Linked DNA regions of Mus musculus: region 2 is linked to region 1. A link is a loop called in an ENCODE intact Hi-C map of the cell type or tissue named here. Cell type or tissue: heart. All regions are shown on one strand.

Region 1 (2,500 bases):
AGCAGGAGGCCAGGCGCAGCTGTGGGCTGAGGCCACAGACTGGAGGCTGCAGAGACAGACCTTCCCTGGACAGGCCCCCTTCTAGTGCCATGTGTCCTAGAAACCTTCTAGCAGGGTGAAGCTCACAGGATACTCGACATGTTTTTGTGGGATCACCCAGAATACAGATGACGATGAAGCTGACACTGAAAAGGAAGAGGCTTCAAGCTCTTGCGCCATTTCTACCCAGCACAACTGTCCATGGCTGTCCTGTGAGGTTCCTCTGAGAACCAGACAACTGTGATGAGGAAGGAGAGTCTGTCATCCTCTAGACCCAGACATCCATCTTGTACCCCAGCTAGCAGCAACCACCAACCTAGAGTGTCTCCCCAGACTGTGTACTGGGGCTAAATGTATCTTAAAGCCATGCACGGTGACAGGAAGAAAGCAGTCTCAAACCCCAGCTCTGCCGTGAACTCACTGTCATTTACATCTCAGCTGCACAGTTTCCTGAAGTGACAGGTATTGTCCTCTGCAGAAAGCATTTATGGAAGAAAACAAAAACCGCTGCCATTGGTTGAACCCTTTGAGACCAGCCAATGTTTAGTTGCTCTGACCACACCCACTGCTGGGCTCTCGGTATGCCCCATCACTGACAGCTTCACGGTCCCATTAACTAAACTACACTGTCAACTAATGACATGTGAATAGCATACAGATGTCATTATATGTAGGAATGTGAGTCTGAGTGAGGTGGCAAGGCCCCAGAACACACTGAATGAGACACTCCTGCCCCTACCAGGACCTGTTGGAACTGAACAGATCCTGGCCTGGCAAACCAAAAAGAGAGTCTGAGAAGGGTTCCTCTTGGAACCTGGGAGTCCTGGGCAAGTCTGCTCACCAGCTACCTCTGAAGCAACCACTCTGGGACAGACTTAAGACTAGACACTCCAGACAAAGCAGCTAGGGGCCCAACTCCATTGTTTTCACAACTAGGGGGAAGCCTGCTGAATACTAAACTGGTAGCAGGCAGGAGGCTTGGACTTGTGTCTTCCTGGCAGGATAACTCACTAGTGAGGAAGTCCTCAGTTCAGACAGCTCCACTAAGCCAGGACCGCTTCTTTCAGAGGTCTAGCTGGTCCCTTTAAGAAGAAAGGGGCGGGGCCACTTTCTATCCCATGCCCCTCCAGCTACAGCTGTGAAAGCAGGGCTCATGCACCCAGACTGAGCTGGACTGAGAGCCTCTGCTCACCCCTGACCTTCCAGCCACCCCTCTGCCTCTCCTAGCCCTAAGTCCCCATGCTTTGGTCCTGGCCTCTTACGAGCCACAGTCATCTCAGCTGATCTTTCCCTGGCCGGGACTCCTGGCTGGGCTGTCCAGCCCTTCCCTTCCCACTCCGTGCTTGGCAGAAGGGTAAGCGGCTGTTCTCGAGCTGGGCCCAGGGGGGCTGGCCAAGGCTAATGAGTGCAAAAGAGGGCGGAGGGGTAGACTGTCTAAAACGGAACCCCCTTTCCCAAGGAGCCAGCCCCGCCCACCAGGAGGATGTGAGGTGAGATCAGCTGTGTACACAGAACACCGAGAATGTGGTTATTTAGGCTTCTAGAAGAAATGGCTGGCCAAAGAGGTTTCAGACCCACCACAAGTGCAGACAGAACTCACCTGCTGTCCATCTGAAGACAGCAGGTTCAGGCGAGTACTGGCCCTGCCTGGCACCATCCTGGCTGCCTATCAGTCTGATGCTTTCCCAAACTTGAGTCCCACCTCCCACCTCAAACCCCCTCCAAACTCAGAGGACTCCAAGCTCTTTGGAGTGTTGAGAAATGTTGGATACAAGTGCAGGCACCGCCACTGCCTCCGTCGCCTGTCTGGCCTCAGTTTCCCCATCTGTAAGATAGCAATGATGCTGCCCACCTGGCACTCACGTAGATGGCTACAATAACGAGCTGCTGACATTAGACTGTACTCGGGTGGCGTACACATGTCTCCACAGGTAGAGATCTGTCTGCTGGCTCTGCTCACTCACCTGGACTCACAGTCCCTGACCAGCCTGAGCACTGGGGCAGCCCCTCCTCTCTACTCTGCCATTTTCCTGTCTGAATATGACCTTATTCAGCAGAGAATGCACAGAGCCACAGTGTAGCTTTCCTGCAGAAAGACTCGGGGTTCCTAAGACCCACTGTCAAGCTGCCCCTGTGCTGTCACTGAGGGAATTAAAGTGAAAGAGAGAGAGGCAACCTAGAAAAGGACAGATGCCTAGACACCCAACATCGAGACTGGGTCTTCCACTGCCTCCACAACCCAGTCTTTTTTTTTAAGATATTTTCTTCATTTACATTTCAAATGCCATCCCCAAAGCCCCCTATACCCTCCCCCCACCCTGTTCCCCAACCCACCCACTCCCACTTCCTGGCCCTGTACTGGGGCATATGATCTTCGCAAGACCAAGGGCCTCTCCCACCATTGATGGCTGATTAGGCCACCCTCACAACCCAGTCTTAACCCTCCTGTCTCTTGTGCTTG
Region 2 (2,500 bases), 110 kb before region 1:
CGAGCCTGGCTGGGCCATGTGGGAACCGAAGACTGCTGGCAACACAGCTCTGGAGATGGCACCAACTCAAGCAGCACTTTCGGTGAGGCGGAAAGTGTTACAATTCCCACTATGCAGACACAGAGGACACCGTGAGCACTGAGGCACAGCTAAGAAGTAGAGGAGCCAGGAATTAACCGGACACCCTGGCTTCAGCATGTTTAATCAGAGCCACTCTGCAGAACCCTCTAGAGCAGCAGTTCTCACCCCTCCTAATGCTGTGACCCTTTAATACAGTTCCCCGCGTTATGGTGACCTCAGCCATAAAACTATTTCATTGCTATTTCATAGCTGTAATTTTGTTAGTTATGAATTGTAATGCAAATATCTGATATGCAGGATATCTGATATGCAACCCCCCAAGGGGTGGTGACCCACAGGTTGAGAACTGCTGCTCTAGAGGGAGAAGCCTCCAGTGGGCTTCACTTCGGAGATATCCCTGACAGATCCTGCCTGTCCCAAGGTGATGTGCACGGCTTCCCGTCTGCCTCCTCTCTCTACCTTATTCTTTACCTTGAAATAAACTGGAGATGTGCATATAAGTGACCATGCTATTGTCAATGAGTGCCTGGATCCTTCCTGTGGGACAGTACTCAGGTACACTGAGAAAGGCTCATGTGGGTTATCTCATGCAAATCTGGTAGTCACCACCAGAAAAAAACAACACTTATGTGCATGTATATGCACACATACACACATACATCCCTATGTGCATTACACACAACTGCAAGGACCCCCTATATGTTCCTATGTACACACATACACACACACACACACACACACACACAACTGCAAGGGCCTGCTCTGAGGGACTTATCTGTGACAGACAAGGCCACGTGGCCCCTGATTCCTTGGCTGCTCCTGTGAGTTTGGAGAGCTTCTCACCCCAGGGCCCTGTTCTTTCCAACACTCCTCAGGCCTTCTTCAGAGTGAGGTCATGAACCACAGTAGCAAAAACAACATAGCAACAATACAGCCCATGCAGTTCTGCAGACTTCCCTCCCAGGAGTGCTCCGAGCTGGAGAGAATATCTTGCTAGGCTCTGGCAACTCCACCCTAGCCTAGCTCAGCCTCTGGCTACCAGCTGCTTCTCCGTCCTGTGCAGGCTATATCCTCTGGTCTCTTCTTGAGCTAACCTGAGAGCCACGTTGCTTGCTGCCCATCTGATGCTCCCTCATACCTTCTCAGAAAATACCAAGGGGTCCGCATCAACATTTTCCTGTCCATGTGAGAAGCTGAACAAAGCCAGCTCTCAATACTTCCTGGCTTGGCCAGACATCCGTGCAGCCACCTACAGAAATTGTGTGAATCCCTCTAGGAGCTGAGAGAAAGAACAGGAAGTCAGAGGCAGCAGGTGCCAGGCCCGGGTCCTACTCCACACAGTGGGTCATCTGCTCTGTAGCCACTATTGGCCCAACTCAGCACTCCTAAACAGAGGCCCTCTCTGTTGACTCCTCTGCTGCAGTGCAGACATGGGAGATTGGATCCCTTGAACGAAGCTATTCCTGCTAAGATGCTGGTTTTTAAAGCTCTTACATTCAGTTAAACTAAACAACTGGTCATTGGTTGCTGGAAGAGTTGTATGTGTATTTGAAGCAACGTGGTACCACAGGATGGAGAAAGGAATGGTATCTCTCTGAAAGGCACAGGGCTCCACAGAGAAGCAGCCCCAAGCAGGTCAGAAGTTTGCTTGTGAGAGCCAAGCCCAGGCTCCTTTGGGACCTACATTTCAGGTCTGTGGGTGACTCTTTCTTTTTTACTCATTGATCAATGAACTTTTTCACCATGTGTTAAACACCAACTAGGGGCAATGAGTTATGGATATCTAAAGATTGAGTCCTAAATTCTGACAGCTTATAGAGTTTGGAAAGCCAAGACCTGTGTTCACTAAAGCCTTAACTAGTGTTTCAAAGGCTCTTGGGACAAATCAGATAGAAGTGGATATTTAATAAACACTTCCCAGGAGATGTAAGGTATTCATTGCAGTACAGCTAATAATAGTAAGTCCAGAAACAACACAAATGTCCACTAGGAGGGGAGTGTTGGTAAACAGTGATGTGTTACCATCAAATATTTTTCTTGTGCAGATAAAGATGAACAGATGGATGAGTAGGTAGAGGGACGGATGGATGGATGGATAGATGGATGGATGGATGGATGGGTGGATGGATGGATGGATGGATGGATGGATGGATGGATGGATGGAAATTCCAACCAGAGAATTAAAGCACAGTGAACCTGAGTTCAGAAAGTGTGGCTGAGGAGACTGTATGGCAGTAAATTCTTGGCACATAGTAGTAGCCAATAAATACTTCCCCATACCAGATCTGGCAAGACAATCCAAAGGTCTCCAAGAATATCCATGTGTGTCCCAGGCTGCCCCTGGATCTCTGTCAACAGGTACTCTTAACACCTGCTGACCCACACTGCCTTCAACACATATCACACAAAGCTATAGTTG

What was found. Hi-C counts contacts between places; a loop is a spot of excess contacts. Peaks named below come from ENCODE experiments on the same cell type or tissue, not always from the same donor. Only the 100,000 strongest peaks of a DNase experiment are listed, where the experiment ranks them.
Region 2: a loop joins it to region 1, with 2.0 times the contacts of the local background. A loop is called at or near these places in 1 of 42 quality-filtered maps.

What each region holds. Positions count from the first base shown.
Region 1 is chr11:33,098,979-33,101,478 of GRCm38, forward strand. No RefSeq gene overlaps it. Among named protein-coding and RNA genes, the nearest start is that of Fgf18, 47 kb to the right of the region's middle. In heart, no CTCF peak of the experiment used is centred here; a DNase peak (open chromatin) is centred at 1,363; H3K4me3 peaks cover 485 bases; H3K27ac peaks cover 324 bases; H3K27me3 peaks cover 686 bases.
Region 2 is chr11:32,993,575-32,996,074 of GRCm38, forward strand. No RefSeq gene overlaps it. Among named protein-coding and RNA genes, the nearest start is that of Gm12111, 69 kb to the left of the region's middle. In heart, no CTCF peak of the experiment used is centred here; a DNase peak (open chromatin) is centred at 1,017.